4 separate regions of the Homo sapiens genome follow, and regions 1, 3 and 4 are each linked to region 2. The links are chromatin loops, found by intact Hi-C in ENCODE. Cell type or tissue: CD4-positive, alpha-beta T cell. All regions are shown on one strand.

Region 1 (5,000 bases), 120 kb after region 2:
GGAATTGGGTCACCTCCCCTGAGTCACTGGGGAAGGGATGGACACCTGATCATAATTAAGTTCTATTAGAAAGGAAGTAGGTGAGCGGATATTGGGTCAACAATGCACTTGTCCAAAGTATCTTTCTTCCTTCCATCATTCATTCATTCATCTATTCATTCATCCAGAATAGTTTAGGTTTAATCATATGAATATGCTTTTTTGTAAATCAAAAGTAGTCAAATAACCATAATTTGAAAAGGTTAAGCAACGTTTATCAAGCCTGTATGACAGTGGGAGGCATGGAGCTAGATGTTAGGACTATTAACACCTAAATTAATAGCAATTAAAGGTGCTAAGTTCAAGAAAGGGAAAGAACAGGACCAGCTATATAATCTGCAGAACCCAGTGAAAAATGAAAATGGAGGACCCCTGGTTCAAAAAGTATTAAGAACTTCAGGATGGTGACAGCAGAGCATTAAACCAAGCATGGAGTCCTTCTAAGTGCAGAATGACTGTACATATTGCATGTCCATGAATCTGGCTCTGGGAAAGACCAGATGACCACAGAAAGAACAGCAAGGACCCTAGTTTAGATTGAGCTGGGGGAAGAGGGTGTTAGGAAGGCCTCTCTGAGGAGGTAATATTTAAACAAGGACCTGAAGGGTGGATAGGAGTACCCAGGTAAAGAGTTGAGGAATGCAGCTTCCTAGAAGAAGAATAGCACTCTCCCATCTTCTCCATCCTCCAGGTTGGTTAAGAGACTTAGCATTAGCCTGTCTTCATCAGCTGTGAGGAAACAAGATAAAGGTAACAGATCTTTTCCTGTTTGTGCCAGCTCAGGCCTATTTCCCAACCCTTTTTTGTATTCTAGATCTTGGCACTTGGGTACACTACCCGTATAATCTGATCCTCCCCCTTTAATACTGTAGATAGTCAGGACTACCCAAGAGGGGTCCCAGCCTTGCTCCTTGCTCAATGCTTAATATGCTCAATGCTTAGTATGCTCAACGGTAGATGCTTTCTAGGAAACAGCCTAACCTGCCTGATCCACTTGGTGCAGGCTTGTCACAAATAGGGAAAGACCTCTCCCTGTCCTCACATTCCCTCAAACCTCAAACCATGAAATCAGCTAACACAAATTGGACCTCAAAAAATGTTGTCAACAAACCCAAACCTTTCCCCTAAAATTACTAAATTCATCCATTTTGCATTGCTATAAAGGAATACCCAAGACTGGGTACTTTATAAAGAAAAGTATATTTGGCTCATGGTTCTGCAGGCTGTACAAAAAGCATGGCACCAGCATTTGTTTCTGGTCAGGACTTTAGGAAGCTTTTACTCATGGAGGAAGGTGAAAGGAGAGAAGATGAGTCATATGGTGAGAGAGGAAGCAGGCGAGATGGAGGAGAGGCGCCAGGCTTTTTAAACAACCAGCTCTCGCATGAACTAATAGAGTAAGAACTCACTCATTATGGCAAGGAGGGCACCAAGCCATTCATGAGAGATTTGCCTCTGTGACCCAAACACTTCCCACTAGGCCCTACTTCCAACATTGGGGGATCACATTTCAACATGAGATTTGGTGGGGACAAATATTCAAACTGTATCATACCTTATCCCATTTTTATTTCTGCAATGTTCTTTTCCTATATCAGATCCTATGGAAATTTGATGATGTAGTGGGCCTCCAAGTTGGTTGTAAGCAGAATCACACAAGAAGCTTATTAAAAATACAGATGCCCCAGCCCTATGCCAAACCTAGCTTCTCTATTTTTAGCAAGCTCCACAGGTAATTCTGATGCACTGCCAAGTCTCTGAACCACTGCTTTAGCCAACTGGATGGAATAAGGGAAATTCCCATTTGGCTGGTAGGAGTCAGAACATTTCCTTTCTGCCACTACCTGTGGCTCCTGGGCAAACTACTTTAATTCAGTTCCTCAGTTGTCCCTTTAAGTAAAGTGATGATTCCTCCATGATATCTCTGCCCTAGAAGCTTGCGTAGTATGAAAGTATTGATATCTTCCCATGATCTAGTCCCACTTTGGGTGGCCAAGCCTCAGTTTCCTCAAGGAACTACCTGCCCCTCACTGACTGGAGGAAGGCTTTGTAGGACTGTCAATCAAGGTGCTCTGCTGCCCTCTGGCTGCCCCCTGGGCCCAAGACCCAAGTTTGGCCAACCAGATTTTCTCTCCCAGGAAATTAAATACTGAGAGAGCTGAAGCAGAGACAAAATAAATGAAGTTGATTCATCTGGTACGGGTGACCCCAAAAATCTGTTAGTTTCTGCTTCCTAAGCTGTTGCCCTGGTTCTTGTGCTCTCAGAAACCTGGTTTTTCAGCCTTTCCCTCAGATCTGTAAGCAACCCTGATAGCCTTGGAATAAATTGTTTCTTTTGCCTAAGTGAGCCAGAGTTAGTTCTGTTGCTTGCCACCAAAGAATTCTAACTGATTCTCACAATCAAGATCTTTGATAGAGTGTTGTATATAATAATGATGTCATAGCTTCCATTCTTATAAAGCCATTGTGAATGATTCTCTTGTAGCTAAAGTGACCGTTCTATAGAAGGTCAAAAGTTTGTTTTAATAATGACATCTTTGTTCCAGTAATTCCAGACAGTGAAAATTTCTCAATAGTGTAAGAGGTTATTCACTGTCCTGCTGAAATATCTTAAGTGGAAACAGGCCTTGGGTAAATACTCTTCCTCTAAACAAAGCTTATTGTTCTGGACCCAGGGAAGGAAAGGACAAGAGAAAAAAGAAAAAGGAAAAAAGTTTGGGCTCAGTTTAAACCAGCTCCCATTCAGCTATATCTGCCCTTTACATACAAATTTAATAAAAAGTTGACTCTTTATGTATTTTTTTAAAGGCTGGAAATTGCATCCGAATACACATTTTAAGGGGTGACTTGCAGAGAAAATAGCTTCAGTGATTGAACCCTTTTCTCTCATCAGCCTATATTTTATTTCTACCCCCATCTCATTGTTACAGTTTTTACTCTTTCTTATTGTTACTGACATCCTCACTATTTCTCACCTTTATTGGCTGTGTTAACAGTTATGAGCACTTGCTGTGAACCAGGCACGATGATAGATGTTTGACACGTATTACCTCATTTAATCCTTACAGTGCCCTTCAAAGCCAGTATTATTATTCCCATTTTACAGAGGGGAAACTTGAAGCTCAGTGAGGTTAAGTAATAGGGCTAATGTGCAACATGACCAATCACTTACCTGTGTGTCCCTATCTGTCCCCAAGTCTTCCTTACACTGTGACCCATTGCCTTAAATTGAAAGTACCTGCTTAGTCCAAGGCATCACTGGAAAGAATATTAAATGTGGCATTGTAGCTCAAAAAAAAAAAGACAACTGAACTCATTGCCCATGTCATGTTCTATATTCCTGACTAGACTATAAGCTCCTTAAGGGCAAACACTATGTTCTGTCTACCACAATATTACCAGCACATGCCTAGCACAGAGGAGGTTCTCAAAAAATGCTTATAGAATCAGTGAATATCCTATAGGGTCCTCAGAATAAGGGACCATCACAAGGTTAGGAGAAAATGTCAAGAAATCCCTTTCTGGGAAACAGAAATTCCAGGTTACCCCTAGTGAATTCAACCAACTTTGAAGTTTGGCCAAGCCTTTAAATAGCATTGCATGATTTCAAATTTGGAATCCTGGGCAGCAATTTCCCTTCCTGAAGAGCTGTTGCATGTTCTATGCATAGTCATGCTTTGGCTTGAGTTTATGAGGAACAGAAGTTTCAAAAAATCTGACTGAGAAGTATAAGCTAAAAGGCTCAAGTACCAGTTATACTTTTCCCAGGGCCAGTAAGCTCTCAAAGAGCTCAAATCCAGGGATCAAGCTCTCCATCAAGGACTTGGAACATAATGTTATTTTATCACTTTCAGAAATAATAACTAGAGATAATTTCTGGTTGACATAAGACTCACAACTTATCCTTGAGTGAACTCTTTTCGTGTCTCAGTTCCTCGAATGGAAAACAGTCAAATAAGCACATATACAGTCAAAATCTTCCTCCAAATCTGTGAGGTTCCCTCAGTGGAGTCAGTCTCATTAAGTCACTGCTATTCAGTTCAATAGCAGTGAATTAATCCAATTTGACCTTTGGATTCAGATAAACCTGAGATTAGGCTTTGGCTTTGACATGTATCAGCCACGTGACCTTGAACAGAACATGGTAGCTCTCAAAGCCTTAGCAGCCTTGTCTCTTGCTGGGAAGATGGTAAATGATAATGTGTTTAATGTGCTTAAACCAGTGTCAGGCACATGCGAGGCAGTCAGTAAATAGTGACTTACAGTGATATTTCTGCTGGCTTCACTTGCACATTTCATTCAAAACAGTTGAAAAGTCCAGTGTGTTCATGGTGTTTTAACTGGCAGTTGTGATCTGAAGTCAACCTTCAACTAAGTGGATTAGTTTATCAACTTCCAAATTATAAGCAAAATTAATCTGAACTAAGGCAATGAAGTGATACAGGCATACAAATGAAACATCTGTCCTGATCTCTGCCTTGGAAAAATTCAAAACACTGTAATTCTATTATTCTTACAAAGATTATTTTAACCATTTATTTTAAAAATCAGCATTGCTATTGCATCTTGACTGTTCTATTGTCCAAACTTTCTGTATCTATTTTAAGACTTAAATATAAAGCATGAAACAGGTTTAATTTTGAACATAGTGAGCAGATGAAATATCACTCTTTTCTTAAAAGAGATTCTTAGCAGGCATTTTAAAATCCCCATCCTGTCTTGTTTTCACTAGATCACTGGTCAGTACTCGACAGCTTCAAGCCAGATAATTTCAAAGGTTCAAGATGTCAGTTAGATCCCACTGACCACAGGTAGATCCATTTGAATTAGAAAAATTCTAACACTGACGAGAGAACTCTTTCCTAATGTTAGGTGTGGCTAAGGATCTGTTTGAGCTATTGGAATATGGGCAGTAGTTTATAAGTATCAGAATACAACTTTCTGTGTCCCCCTTCTCTTTG
Region 2 (5,000 bases):
TTTTTAAAAATTAGAATCTACCTTAATTTTATACAAGTTGTACCAGTAATACCACAAGTCAAGCCATTTCCTTTTTCTCCTTGGGTAAAACTTAACATACATGTGCACACACAAACATGGACTCAGGTAACCTTACTACTGTATTTTCAGTGCATCTATTGCCTTTGTGACCTCCAAAGTTACCAAAATTGTGTATTAACTACCCTTGAAATGTTTTGCTGCTCAGTCACATCTTTCCCTTTGGACTTAGAAAGTGATTACAGTTCCGGGAGGCCAAGGCGGGTGGATCATGAGGTCAGGAGTTCGAGACCAGTCTGGCCAACATAGTGAAACCTCATCTCTACTAAAAATACAAAAAAAAATAAAATAAAATAGCCGGGTGTACTGGTGTGCACCTGTAATCCCAGCTACTCAGGGAGGCTGAGGCAGGAGAATCGCGTGAACCCGGGAGGCTGAGGCTGCAGTGAGCCGAGGTTGCACCATTGCACTCCAGCCTAGGCGACAGTGTGAGACGCTGTCTCAAAAAAAAAAAAAAAAGAAAAAAGAAAAAGAAAAAGAAAAGAAAAGAAAGTGATTACAGCTCAGAAAGGCCATCATTGAGGTTAGAACTTGCAACAGGATTGGCCTCATGGCTGCCTAAAGTTCAAGAATACCAAAGTCCCCGGGCCTTGTTAATCTCTTCCTTTCCTGGACGCCAGTTACTCTCTGTGCCTCATCACCTTGTATTTGGAATAATTCTGGAACTAGTCATGAATGGCTTCATGTCACAATGCACAAAGAGTGCCTCGGACAGGGCTGGACACAGTGTCCCTCCAAACCTGTTGTACGATGTGAGCGGGCAAGGAAACACAAGCTGGCTTACAGGTGGAATACCTGAGAGTCTCCAGAGAGGACCCATGACAGACAGCTGAGACATGGATGGACACGAGCCCCAGAGAGACTTCAGGTTTAGCCCACACCCCCATTCCTAGGTCAAACTCAACACACTCAAAACAAAACTCTCTCTACTCAAACACCCTCTGCCACCCTCTCCCCAGAGAGCCAGCCGAGGGCCTCTTCCTGCATCCCCAGTGTAACGAAGGGCACCACCATTCACCCTGCCGCACAAGTCACCAGTACATGTCATCCTCTCACACAGCAGGCTCCCTCATGTGCCATGTCCATTCCCAAGTCTCCTAAGCACATCTCAATTCTGCCCACTCCTTCCCATCACTATCAGCAACCCCTAAACAAAACACCTCCATTTGCCCAGATAACTGCAACTGCTCCTCTCTGGCCTCCCCACATCCACTTTTGTCCGTCAAATCAGTTCTCCACCCAGTTGTGTCAATACCAGCAGTGAGCCCTGTGATGGCTTCCCAGAGCTCTGGAGGTGAAGACGAAAGTCCCTCCCAAGGCCTGAGAGGCCCTGCAGGGTCTGGCCTCCCCACACCCCTCTCTGGGCTCCAGCTGCTCCAGCCTCTGCCAGTTCCCGGGGCATGCCCAACTCCTACCTGCCACCACATGCCACCTCTGCCTGCAGCCCTTGGCCCAAAAGTTCTTTCCTCCAGGAAGCCTTCCCTGACTTCTCTAATCAGGCCAAACCCAACCCTATTTCTCACTCTCTGAGTACTATACTATAGATCTTTTCTTCAGAGCAATTTTATATTTGTTCAGGTAATTCTTCTCTTCAAGTAATGCCTCCCCAACTAGTACATTCTATAAGGATGAGGATCATATCCCTTCATGCTCACCACTCTATCCCCAAAGCCCAACACTCTACTGCTTGACTGAGAGCAGGTATTGCAGAAAGAACAAAGAGAGAGGAAGTTGGGCACTCCATAAGTCCATTAGCCTTCATCAGAGGTGAACCTCCCAACTCAATGTTTGACATGTGAAAAAAAAAGCAGGTAAGTTAGGACAAACTCTCCAACTTATGTAAGTCTGGCTAGAGCCTGATATATATGTGGGAATGTGCTTCCTATTAGCATGTGACCACCTCCCTTCATGTTGTCCATTGAGGAAGAGTCCCACAGAGCTGGAGGGAGAGCTACCACCAGCAGGAGCATAAAATAAAACCTCACCTATACCAAGGAAGCTGGAGAAATGAGCTACATACAACCCAACTGCTGGCCACAACCAACTGTCCTCTCTTAGCCCCAGCACAAGCCCCAGGTTGCAGTTAAAATGGTTTAAGGAAGAGTCCCCAGAGATCGCTCTTTTCTTTCTCCCCGTATCTGGGAAAACTGAGAACATATCCAATCAGAAACTGTGCTTGGAGAGAGGCATTTCCAACGACTCCCCATTTCCCCAAGTCTGTATGTAGCAGTTTAAACCTAGTTCGATGTGCTTCATTATAAGAAAAGCAAGTTACAGTCCCTTGTAAATACCATTCTGCAGCCCAGACTCCTGGCATTGTACTAGCAAAAACAAACAAAACACACACACACACACACACACACACACACACACACACACCCTGTGCAAATCTTAGAATGAAACAAAATTCTCCATAGCATTTTTCTCGTTTCCGTGACACACGGTCTTACCTGTGGCCACTAGGTGGCAATCAACTATATCAGAGAACACCTTGACCAAGCAGCTAATTTAAACAACAGCTAAGACTCAAGGAGAAATGACAGGGCCAGCCTTAAAGGCAGTGCTGAGAACAGATCCTGTCCCACTGAGGAACAAATAACCACCTAGAAATGTCCAGTGGACACTCAGCAACTGAGAGAGGGGCCCTGGCTTCCACATTGGAAGAAGTGCTCTAACACATTCGGAGGGCCTGTGCTCTCATACAGCAAGTCAAGCCTGAGACATGGAGTGGGAGGGGTATAGGGATGAAGTCACCACCACAGTGTCTCTCACATTCTTTCAGATCTGGCTGGAGCAGATTCAGAAAACCTCTTATCTCCCCCAGGCGGATGATGTGCCCACCGACCACATCAGCCACGGTACGTTACATAACATGCATTCTGATCATACATCTGCGTGCTTTTCCTGAGGCCATTTCCCTAAAACAGCATTTCCTAAATGAGGCCATCACCAGCACTGATTCTGGAAAATTTGTTTTTCCAACCAGAGCACTAAGGCTAATGAAATTTTCAGAGTTGATTTTTAAAATGAAATCAAGTAGAATAAAGACGTGCTCCTCTTTCCAAAATGAGGTTTCTAATTCTATTTAGATGAAATACCCCTTAAAAATAATTTGGGCTACCCAAACTCACCTTAATCTACATCCAAATAACTATGAATATATTATATACATTAACTTACTGAATACTGTACCTACCAAGTACTTTAAATCCCTCCATCCTCACAACCATTCTGTTGAGTAGATATTATTACCTCCATTTTGCAGATGGGAAACTGAGGCTCAGAGAGGTTAAATAACGTGCCCAAGATCATGCAGGGAATGAGTGGTAATGTAAGAAACTTGGTCTCTCTGACTCCAAAACTCTTAACTACTACACTATATTGCCTCATTTACTCAAATATTTGAGAATCTGGTATCAATGTATTCAAAGAAATGAAAAGATGGTATGTATACATTCCGTGCCTTAAGGGGAATACAATTTTTAGAAGGGCCTAATCTGTGTGTGCAAAACTACAAAATTAAGGTAGACTGTGCTAGGGCAATCAGAGAGTAGACAAAAATGGCTACAGAAATGCAAGTGGGATATTATTCCGGCTAGGGCCATTGGAGGGGGCTTCCAAAAAAAAAAAAAGAAAAAAGAAAAAGAACAGGGAGTAGCGTTTGAGCTGAACCTTAAAGTTCAGTCCTATTTGGATATGTAGAAAAGGGAAGCGGAAGCAGTCATGGGAAGATGCTATAGAAGTGGAAACATGGAGCAAGGAGATGCGAAATGCAGAACCTACCCAGAAAAAGCAGCAAGTTTAACTAGATGGACAGGAGGTCAGAGTGGGAAGACCGGTTAGAATCAAACCATGGAAGGACCTGTATGCCAAGCTAAGGAATTTGAACTTACTCCCTTAAAGAAATGGGAACTGGATTGTTATACAGAGGAGCAACAAGATCAACTTAAACAACAATTAAGCCTTTTACTAAGGAGCTGGCCCAGAACTTTGTTGGAGACACCTACTGTAACTCCTCCAGCAAGCTTCACTATGAGAATGTGCAACCACAGCCAAGGGGCATTCTCCCTGTAGGTAACTAAATGACAGGCAACACCTCTCAACTTGGACATTTGTGCACAGACCATTGGTCAGCCAGGAGATAAGGAAAGAGTTATAAGGGATTCAAAAAAAAAAAAAAAAAAAAAAACTTCTCCGTGTTGAAAACTCCAAGTTCTGGGCCCACTACGACTTATACATAACTGTATGCAAATAATGTATACAAATACATATGTATTTCCAAAGTGCTGTATTGGCTTTTCCTCATAAGAACATTGAGAGTTAAGTGAAAGCACCTGACCTCTTCTAGATGAAGAAATTAAGGACTGGCTTAATGACAGTGCAAGTCACATAGTAGGTGCTTAATAAACATTTACTGGATCAATGACCGCTGTGTCAAGTGAGTTAGTCAGCATTGGATCTCCGATGAAAACTCAACCCCTAAAGAGCCCAGCCCCAGCTCAGCCCTGGCACAGAGAACTGAGGTACTGTATTTAGAACAACTGCATTCACATGCTGCCCCAAGACATGATAAGACAGCAGAAGGTCACCACAGGAAAAACTCCCTCAAGGAAGACTGTGGACATTTCTTAATGAAAACAAAGAAACCCATTTTGAGAGGGACTAATCAAGTGAGGGAACAAAAAAGAGAGGGTAATTCCAGGCAGCTCAAGTACAAATATCACACACACACGGGGCAAGGGGAAGGTAATTCAGAGGCGTATGACGCGCATTGGCTGCGCAAACATCAGCTTAAATCCCGGTCTCTCACTTCCCAGCTGTGTGGCCTTTGGCAAATTACCCAACCTTTCCAAGCATGTATGTAACTGTGAGGACAGTATGTACCTCACAGGGCTGTTGTGGGAATTCAAAATAGGAAAGAC
Region 3 (5,000 bases), 150 kb after region 2:
TTCTTTTGATGAGGAAGTATATATATGTGTGTGTGTGTGTATATATATATGTATATATTTATGTGTATATATATATATACACACACACACATATATATGTGTATATATGTATACACATATATGTATACACATATATGTATACATATATATGTGTGTGTGTGTATATATATACACATATATATACACATATATATATATATCTTCTGGTATTCTAGGAACTGTCTCTGAAGCAAGGTGCCAGGACTTCTCAGGATGCAGGGCTTTTGACTTGAACAGGGGGCTGACTTCCCATCAGAAGCTTGAACCAAGATGTCACATCAGAAACCCTCAGAATCCAGTGCCAGGAGAGCACCGGGTTCAAGAGTGAATGGGAGTGGGGATATGGAAGTGGCAAGTGAAAATGATTCCTTCAAGAAGACAGGCTACAGGCCACAGCAGGAGAGAGACAGGAAGGATGGGAACTGAAGGGAGGCAGGGCTTAAGGGAGGGTTGTGCTTTCTCTGTGTTAATTTGTTTTGTTAACTTCTTGAGCATATTGCAATGCTGATGGGGGAAAAACTAAGAGCTGAAGGCACAGGAAAGCATAGAGGGGCGGATAGAAGCTGAATCAGCAAGGACCCCCAAAGAATCCGCTCATGAAGATATTTGAAGCTCATGTCAGGAGAAATGTTCGCCGGGTCTGACACCAAAGCCTGCTCGTGTCTGCATCACTCTCTGGCTTCCCACTGTCACTGCCTAACAATCTACGGCTATCAAAGATTCCGAGAGCCAAGTGGCTTGGAAGTTGTTTGAGTCAGAAACATTTTCCCTCCACTGGGCACAACTTCTTATCCTTTTCAGTGAGGAAATACAAAATGCATGATATCAGAACATATATCCTAGGGCAGCCCCCTATGTAGGTGATATGGTTTGGTGCAAGGGACATTAAATCTGTTTCTTCCTAAAATAGTTCCCATCAGCTTTCTTCGGACCTTGAACTATTCCATTGGGATTACCTTCCTAAAGAGTCCTGTTAAAATACCAACAGGTCAAAACAATCTCGAAAAGGACACCCATGCTCATTGCAACATTATTCACAATGGCCAAAAAGGTGAAAGCAATCCTGGTGGCCATTGACAGATGAATGGACAAATAAAATGTGGTATATACATACAGTGGAATATTATTCACCCCTAAAAGGAAGGCAATTCTGACACACACTACAACATGGGTAAACCTTGAGGACACTATGCTAAGTGAACCAAGCCAGCCACAGAAGGACAAATACAATATGATCCCATTTATAAGAGGTACATAGAGTAGTCAAATTCAGAGGCAGAAAGCAGAATGGTGGCTTCCAGGTCTGGGGGAAGAGGAATGGGGAGTTTTTGTCTAATGAGTGTGGAGTTTAAGCCTGGGAGGATGAAAAGAGCCCCGGAAATGGATGGTGGGGATGGTTGCACAAGAATGTGAATGCACTTAACACCACTAAACTAACTGTACATTTAAAATGGAAAATTTTATGTTATGTGTATTTTTCTGCAATTAAACAAAACACCGGGTGATTTAAAGGGGCTGCCTGATCAATAGCCAAACTATTATTAGTTTGACTCAGCTTTGATTTCCTGTTAAGGCCACTTTGCCCAGAGCAGGACTTTAAGGAGCCAGAGCAGCGAGGAGCCGGAGATGGAGAGGTGACAGGCGTGAGGACAGTAATTCACTGGGCGCTGGAATGCGTTTTGACAAAGGCCAGGTGTCGGTTCCCGTCCTGACCTGCAGGGGGCACTCTGGTGGGTCCTGGGAAACAGGAGGAGAACGGGAAGCCTAGAAAGCCCTGGGAGCTCCTTGAGCGACAGGGAAGCCTCTGTCTACCACTTTTACTGAGGCCGCCGGCAGTCAGGATACTACACAGTGGTTATTCTTAGGCCCCTAGAGTCAGCAAAGCCTCTTGTTTGGAAAACCTCCTGGGTCTCCCCTCGCAGGCTGTGTAAGGGGCGCCCCGCTCGCCCCGCGTCTCCGTGTCCGGGGTGGGTGTGAGGACGGCAGGGCCGCGCCCCCTGCTGGCCGCTCGCTCAGCTGCGCTGTCGCCTCCTCTGCCATCAGCCCGTGGGAAAGAAAGCCATTTTGGTCACAGGAAGCAACGTTTTCAACTTCTCTCATTAATGAGAAAGACAGAATTGTGATACTCTAATGGGAATACTCGAGGAAGGAATAAATTAAATTTCCATGCAGCTCCGGCTCGAGTCCCAAGCTGAACAGATGCTGTTTTTATCAAATACTTTCTATTCTGTGACGTGCTCTGCCAACTTTCTATTATTAGACAAATCAGGAAAAGTCTGATTTCTCTCCCTTCTGGCTTCTCCTTCCCGCTTTTGTGGGAGGGTGGTGGTTTGGGTGGAGACTCTGTCCTGTCCATAGAAGGTAAATGACAAGGAAATGGCAGCCACCTGAAAACTTGCCTTGATGCCAGCATGTCCCAGAAATGTCCTTTAAAATGACATCTCATCCAGGCGTCACCCCATCCCAGATGGCATAGCTGATGGGACAGGAAAAAATACATATTTTAGAGTATTTACAGCATCATTTTCCCCTGCCCCCACTTCCTTCCTGTGAAGGAGGAATTAGTCTTCACTAGCCAAGTTCTGGAGTATTTCTTTTTCTTTTTTCTTTTTTTTTCTTTTAATTGAGATAGTGTCTTGTTGTGTTGCCTAGGCTGGAGTGCAGTGGCACCAACATCACTAACTACAGCCTTGAACTCTTGGGCTCAAGCGATCCTCCTGCCTCAGCCTTCCAAAGTTCTGGGATTACAGGCGTGAGCCATTGCACCTGGCCCTGGAGTATTTCTTGTGCATAATAAGGGAAAATTTGGGAAAGGATTCTGAATTGTGCAGTACCATGGGTAGGATGGGTTGATGGGTCTACCTAAGAGAAGGCAGGGAGTTACATACTAACGAAAGCAGAATGGATCAGAAGGCGAGAGAAAGAATAAGAGAAACAAGCCAGGGATGAGCTGGGTTTGGGAGAATTCAAGAGATAAATTAAGGAGGACTGAAGTAGCTGCTGGGCTGTTGATATGGTTTGGCTGTGTCCCCACCCAAATCTCATCTTGAATTGTAGTTCCTATAATCCCCACGTGTTGTGGGAGGGACCCAGTGGTAGGCAATTGAATCATGGGGGCGGTTACTCTTTTCTATGAGGGAGATGCACAAAGGGAAAAGAAAAGACACACATGCAATACCTTCAAGGGTAAACAACCTTTATCCCATGTAAATGGCAATGCAGATATAATAAGCAAATGATACAAGCAAATTGCAATGGGAAGGGGAAAAGGGAGAAGATATATATATATAGCCTGGACTACTGGGAGGCTAGAAGTTAATGGCAAGGGCATGCCAACTTTCACCCCACTTCTCCCATCAATATAGACTATATATATATACACACACACTCACCAGACGATGGAGGATTCATCACCAGACCAGAAGCAACAGCCTGGGCTCCAGAGTCGGCCACTACACTTACCAGACTATAGAGGATTCATCACCAGACAGGGAAGCAACAGCCTGGGCTCCAGAGTTGACCGCTCATCCATGCACAGATGAGGAGAGGTCTCATGAAGCTTTGGCGTGGTATGGGACCCTAGTTCTTTTTGTAACGACTTATTTGGCATGAGGCCCAGTCACGAGGGCCCTTCATGACTGGACTCAAGGAACACAAAAAGGTCAACTTGTTTTTATGATTGTTTGTTGTTTTTCAATAACTAACATACAGGAACAGATTTCTCCAAAACCGTCTGGATGAACGCCTCAAGGGGCTCATGCAACCTGTTCTGGGACTTGGTGACCATTGTTTGTGTCCACATTCAATTGAGTTCAAATTTAAGATTTAACTTTTCCTCCACATATCCCCATGCTCTTCTTGAGTTCTCATGAGACCTGATGGGTTTATGAAAGGCTTTTCCCCTTTGCTTGGCACTTCTCCTTCCTGCCGCTATGTGAAGAAGGATGTGGTTGCTTCCCCTTCCGCCTGAGGCCTTCCCACCCCTGTGGAACTGTGAGTCAATTAAAACCTCTTTCTTTTATAAATTACCCAGTCTCAGGCAGTCCTTCATAGCAGTGTGAGAACGGACTAACACAGATGTCATGAGGAGGACTTGAGAAAGAGACAAGAGAAGAGGATTCTTCAGAAATGTTGGTGTTATGAATGGAACCCAAACCCCACCCTTTGGCATCTTTAAGAGATTTCAGTAAAGACATAAATTGATTTAAAAACTGTGTTTTGGTCAAGCATAGCGGCTCACTTCTATAATCCTAGTACTTTCAGAGGCCAAGGTGGAAAGATTGCTTGAGGCCAGGAGTTTAAGACCAGCCTGGGCAACATAGCAAGACTCTGTCTCTCAAAAACAAATTAAAATTAGCCTTATGTGGTGGCATACACCTGTAGTCCCAGCTACTCAGGAGGCTGAGGTGAGAGGATCACTTGAGCACAGCAGTTCGTGGCCTCAGTGAACTATGATTGTGCCACTGCACTCCATCCTGAGTAATGCAGCAAGACACCCAACTCATAAATAAATAAATAAGATAAAAACTCTGTTTTGTATGATGGTCTGGTGTTTATTCAAGGCAGCCTGGACTACTGGGAGGCTAGAAGTTAATGGCAAGGGAATGCCAAGTTTCACCCCACTTCTCTCATCAATATAGACTATAGTCCAGATATTTTAAATTAGTATCCTATAGGGTAGCTGGGTGTGGACCCCAGATGCATTTTATTTGGCTAGTTGAGATTTAAGTTTTTTTTGAACCAACAATTGAAAATTGGGATTTCACATTTTAAAAGCCTGCATTTCCTTTCCTACTTCTTTTGAAAAAAATGGAAAAATTTGGCAATATGAGGCCCTTATTACCACAAGGCAAAAATAGGCTCATGCTTTCTAGTTAACCTCAGTGCCCACCCCTCACATAAGGCATATGTATGCATGTATACCTGGCCCACTGCCTGCATTTGCAGGTGGACCTTGGAGA
Region 4 (5,000 bases), 700 kb after region 2:
CCACCACACCTGGCTAATGCATTTTTCATTTTAATGGTTATGTAGTTATTTTAGTGTGGATTCAAGAAAAAAATTAGCACATCAATGGTTTTTCCATGGCTATTATTTAGGAATGAGGGTAAGAAATAACACATTTAATTAAAAATTTTAAATGGTAGGTAACTTAATAGCATAGGTGATATATAAATAGGGCAAAATTCATGAAGGCTACACTTTGGGGAAAAGATGGCTACAGTTTAGGAAAAAGAGCCACCCATCCCACTCTGTGGCAGTTGGACAAATTAACCAATGTATATGAAACACTTGATAAGTATATTAAAATGCCAAAGACAGCCTTCCACAGTGCTAACAGACATGGAATCAGAAAGTTGAAGTTCCGATCATAGCTCTATCATTTACTTAGCTCTGTGATCATGGGCAAATTATAACTCTTTTAGAAATAAAAATTCCTATCTCATAAGATTTTCTGAGAATTAAATGTGATAACATTTATAAAGCATTTAGCACAGCACCTGGCATATAGCAAGTGCTTAGAAAGTAGGAGTGATTATAATTGCAAAGGCCTCATTTCTAAAGTAGGCTACCCATGTATCTGCCCTGAAGATTACCCTCAAAGAAGATGCAGCCCGAATAGTACAAGAACATTTAGTCCTTTGATTCATAGGTCAGCTGCCAGAGAAATATGCACGCAGACGCATTTGCAAACCCCAAAATTGCATACAATTTTAAGACATTAACAGGCCCCCAATTGACACCTCCTTTAACCATAACCCGCACTGACTATACACCTGGTAAACTAAGATGGAAAACCAGGGTAACAAGAGGTATCTCCAACTACTTCCACCATAGGGAGGCCTGGACTCATCCCACCTTCCGGGTGCATTCCTAAGACTGACTGGTTCTCTTTGGGTGCCTCTTAGTACACAGGCTATCACAGCTTTATTCTCTATGTGGGCAGAATGCAAATAAGGTCTTGAGGGCCCCCCCGACACCCTCATCCCCAGTAACTGGCTTGTTCTCCCTGCCCTGGCTCAGCGTAGTACAGCCCAACCTTGCAATTTAACTCAGTGCTGATGGAGTTGGGTAAACTGAAGTGCCTAGCAAATGTACGTGGAAAACCATGGTCCCTGATAAGCTGCTGATACGGTGTGCTTGTGCTTCCGCCAGTTCTATTTAAACACTGATAGGCCCTTGGGCAAACAAGAAGCCTTTTGTGCTCTGAGCATCCACAACTGCCATCCTGAGCCCAATCTGGACATGAGCAAGCCTCACAGTGGGTGGAAGTGAGGGTGGGGAAGAGACAAACTTTTCCTGCATTTTATCAGATACATGCACACAGGCAAGACCAAGCTGATCTTCAAACCTGGGGGCCCCAATCTTTCCCCACACTCCCTACCCTACCTCACAGTGATCTCTTAACAATGGAGATTTAGAAAAATTTTTCTTTTTCTTTTTTTTTTTTTTTTGAGTCGGAGTCTGGCTCTGTCGCCCAGGCTGGAGTGCAGTGGCACAATCTCGGCTCACTGCAAGCTCTGCCTGCCGGGTTCAGGCCATTCTTCTGCTTCAGCATCCTGAGTAGCTGGGACTACAGGCTCCCGCCACTACGCCCGGCTAATTTTTTTTGTATTTTTAGTAGAGACGGGGTTTCACCGTGTTAGCCAGGATGGTCTTGATCTCCTGACCTCGTGATCCACCCACCTCTGCCTCCCAAAGTGCTGGGATTACAGGCGTGAGCCACCGCGCCCGGCCTAGAAAAAATTTTCTAGAAAATGCACTGTAGTGTTTGTAAAGTTCTACTTTTTTTTTTTTTTTTTTGAGATGGAGTCTCACTTTGGAGTGCAGCAGTGTGATCTCTACTCACTGCGAACTCTACCTCCTGGGTTCAAGTTTCTCCTGCCTGAGCTTCCCAAGTAGCTGGGACTACAAACGTGTGCCACCATGCCCAACTAATTTTTGTATTTTTAGTAGAGATGGGGTTTCACCATGTTGGCCGGGCTGGTTTCGAACTCCTGACCTCAGGTGATCTGCCCACCTCGGCCTCCCAAAGTGCTGGGATTACAGATGTGAGCCATCAGGCCCAGGCTGTAAAGTTGTACTTTTGAATTTAATTTTTTTTTCTTGAATATTAATGTGGATTAGAGACTTGCTCATGAAAATTTGATTCTGGCCAGGCAGTTTGGTCATCACCTGGGAAGTTTTTACAAATGCAGAATCACAAGCCCCAGCCTAGACCTCCTAAACTATTACCTGCATTTTATTAAGCTTCCCAGGTAGTTTGTAGGCATATTAAAGTGTGAGAAGGACTAGATTCGAGCATTTATGTATAAGGCTACTAGAAAGGTATATTGATAACAGTAAATGATTATAGCTTCCTTTCAGATTTGCAACAGATTTTGATCTAAATATTGAGTATAAAAAATAAAAGTTAAATTTAAAGGATGAGACTGATAACAATCATAACTTCTCAAATCTAAATGAATATTTCCTGCAGATAAGTCAATATATATGACCTCAACTGGGCAGCTTTACTCACTCTTCTCTAACATAAAGACACGCTCTTCCCATGAAGGTTCACATCTGTATACATTACAATTGCTGGCATTTTAAGAGGCTAATGAAACACTCTATTTTGCGCTATTGACAGAAGGCAGATTTCTAAAAATCAGAGTTAAGATGTTCCATAATAAACACGGGTTAACTTTGTAAAATAAAAAGGGGTGGGGGCAGGGATGATGGTAGGGGGAGAAGTATTGGTTAGTGGTCAAGAATGCCTTGATTTGGATTCTTGCTCCGTCCACCGGGTGACCTGACCTCTCTGGGAGCCAGCTCCTTTAGTGTAAAATAGGGATAATAGCGCTGTTGCTGTTCAATTCTGGAGGGTTAAAAGATTCTGCGTGAAAAGGACTGTAGCAGCACTTGAACACAATAAATGTTGAATAAATGTAAGCTATTAATATGAAATTAGAATTGAAATCCTGTCTCGAGATACCATTTTGCTTAATTGAGAGAACTTGTCATGTCTCTGTCCAGCACTTGATCTGACTCTTAGCTAGAAAGGTTCATACTATCAGCTGTGCCTATCTCACTGGCTTAGAGAAAGGATAAAAAAAAACCCTGCAGTACAAGCTGGGGGTGGCGGTGGGGGCACTGAAGCCACGCTCCAGGTGAGGTGGGGAGGCACACTGATGGAGGGGTATGAGCCCACTTCATGGGGAACATGCACAAAGAAGAAAACATCTCAGGCTGCTGTGGGAGGGCAGATGTCCTGTGCCTGCAGTCCAGAATCCCCCTCATTCCCACCTTCAATAAAGGGAATCCTGTGGGAAGAGAAAGGAATGTGTTAAAGTGTAGATCAAGAAGGGACAGGAGAATAAAAAGAAATGGAAGCAGGTGCACACACAGGAAAGATGATGAGTGTTCTATTGTTGTTAAAGAGTTCATGCTCTAACAACACAAACCAAATTAATCCCAGCCTCCCCACTTAAGGACGGTAAGGGGCAAGTCAGTTAACATGAGTCTCCATTTTTTTAAAAATATACAACAAGGATCACAGTATTCCCTACCTCAAAGGGTTGGGGAGATGATTAAATCTACCTGTGAAGAAGAAAGCAGAGTACTTCGCACATGATAAATGCTCAATAAATGGTATTCATTACTATCCATCTATGATACGCATCTGCAACACAAAAATACACATGTTTACTGTAGGTTTAATCCCAGGGTCAAGGAATTTGATGTGAACTTCCAATCAACAGAGAAACCAGGTCTCTTCTGGATGCCCTATGGATGAAAGAAGACCAAGGGTATAGGACGCCTTTGTCATAATTGTTGCAACAGTCTAATTATTCCTCTTGGCAATGAAGCAATGGAAAAAAGAGGTATTAGAAGTTGGCTTTAAAAACACCATCATCGGCTGGGCGCGGTGGCTCAAGCCTGTAATCCTAGCACTTTGGGACGCCGAGGCGGGCGGATCACGAGGTCAGGAGATTGAGACCACGGTGAAACCCCGTCTCTACTAAAAATACAAAAAATTAGCCGAGTGTGGTAGCGGGCGCCTGTAGTCCCAGCTACTCAGGAGGCTGAGGCAGGAGAATGGCGTGAACTCGGGAGGCGGAGCTTGCAGTGAGCCGAGATTGCGCCACTGCACTCCAGCCTGGACGACAGAGCGAAACTCCTTCTCAAAAAAAAAAAAAAAAAAAATCATCGAGGCCAGTTGTGGTGGCTCACACCTGTAATCCCAGCACTTGGGGAGGCCGAGGAGGGCGGATCGCTTGAGGTCAGGAGTTCGAGACCAACCTGGCCAAAATGGTGAAGCTCCGTCTCTACTAAACATATAAAAATTAGCCGAGTGTGGTGACGGGCGCCTATAATCCCAGCTACACGGGAGACTGAGGCAGAAGAATCACTTGAACCAGGGAAGTGGAGGTTGCAGTGAGCCGAGAAGGCACCATTGCATTCCAGCCTGGGCAACAAGAGTGAAACTCAGTCTCAAAAAACAAAAACAAAAACATCATGGGGCATTTGTCAGAACGAGCTGAAAAGCAGAAAAAGACAAGATAATCTACACTGCAGCAAAGACTATTTAAAAAATTTAACATCTGATATAAACAGAATGGCTTAAGAGACCTCATCTCACTGGGCTGTGCCAGTATGCTAGTACTACCTATGTAAAAATAATAAATTCACAAAAACAAGTCTGAAAAAGAACAAACAGTTGATTTTTGGAGATAGTAGGCTTAGAAAGTGACTTTTTAGATGTGCTCATAAGTTTTGCAAAATCAGGGCATTTTGAAACCCCTGTAAGATTGACGGAGGAAAAAAAATGTATAACGGTCTAACAGTTTTAGGCAAAGTAAGAGATGAGTGTTTACTTAGGGCAGTGGTTTTCAAGCCATTTTTTTTTCAGCTGCAGAACCCTTTTTGTAAAACAAAATCTGAGATCCCAAATACTCTGAGTAAATTTATTTATATATTGTTTTAGTATTTGTTCATGTCTGTAA

Evidence for each region. Peaks named below come from ENCODE experiments on the same cell type or tissue, not always from the same donor. Only the 100,000 strongest peaks of a DNase experiment are listed, where the experiment ranks them.
Region 1: it touches region 2 in a loop (6-fold over the local background); 38 of 110 quality-filtered maps call a loop at or near these places.
Region 3: a loop joins it to region 2, with 6 times the contacts of the local background. A loop is called at or near these places in 44 of 110 quality-filtered maps.
Region 4: a loop joins it to region 2, with 2.4 times the contacts of the local background. A loop is called at or near these places in 3 of 110 quality-filtered maps.

Annotation. Positions count from the first base shown.
Region 1 is chr5:142,745,888-142,750,887 of GRCh38, reverse strand. All of the region lies in intron 1 of LINC01844 (long intergenic non-protein coding RNA 1844), which reads right to left. Among named protein-coding and RNA genes, the nearest start is that of LINC01844, 2.8 kb to the right of the region's middle. In CD4-positive, alpha-beta T cell, a CTCF peak has its summit at 2,139; DNase peaks (open chromatin) are centred at 1,367 and 2,127.
Region 2 is chr5:142,864,746-142,869,745 of GRCh38, reverse strand. All of the region lies in intron 1 of ARHGAP26 (Rho GTPase activating protein 26), which reads right to left. ARHGAP26-AS1 (ARHGAP26 antisense RNA 1) reads left to right here and starts at 836. Exons shown (of 6, transcript NR_046680.1): 1 at 836-946; 2 at 1,657-1,889; 3 at 2,861-2,936. RefSeq lists a silencer at 2,428-2,722. In CD4-positive, alpha-beta T cell, CTCF peaks have their summits at 2,370 and 2,582 (motif pointing right); a DNase peak (open chromatin) is centred at 2,535.
Region 3 is chr5:142,710,316-142,715,315 of GRCh38, reverse strand. No RefSeq gene overlaps it. Among named protein-coding and RNA genes, the nearest start is that of FGF1, 27 kb to the right of the region's middle. RefSeq lists a silencer at 1,915-2,114. In CD4-positive, alpha-beta T cell, CTCF peaks have their summits at 1,570, 1,776 (motif pointing right) and 1,975; DNase peaks (open chromatin) are centred at 1,775 and 2,015; H3K4me3 peaks cover 679 bases.
Region 4 is chr5:142,162,558-142,167,557 of GRCh38, reverse strand. The region is part of intron 2 of LOC107986455 (a long non-coding RNA gene); the gene reads left to right. It overlaps LOC124901096 (a long non-coding RNA gene), which reads right to left and starts at 3,984. Exons shown (of 2, transcript XR_007058978.1): 1 at 3,595-3,984; 2 at 1-3,317. In CD4-positive, alpha-beta T cell, no CTCF peak of the experiment used is centred here; no DNase peak of the experiment used is centred here.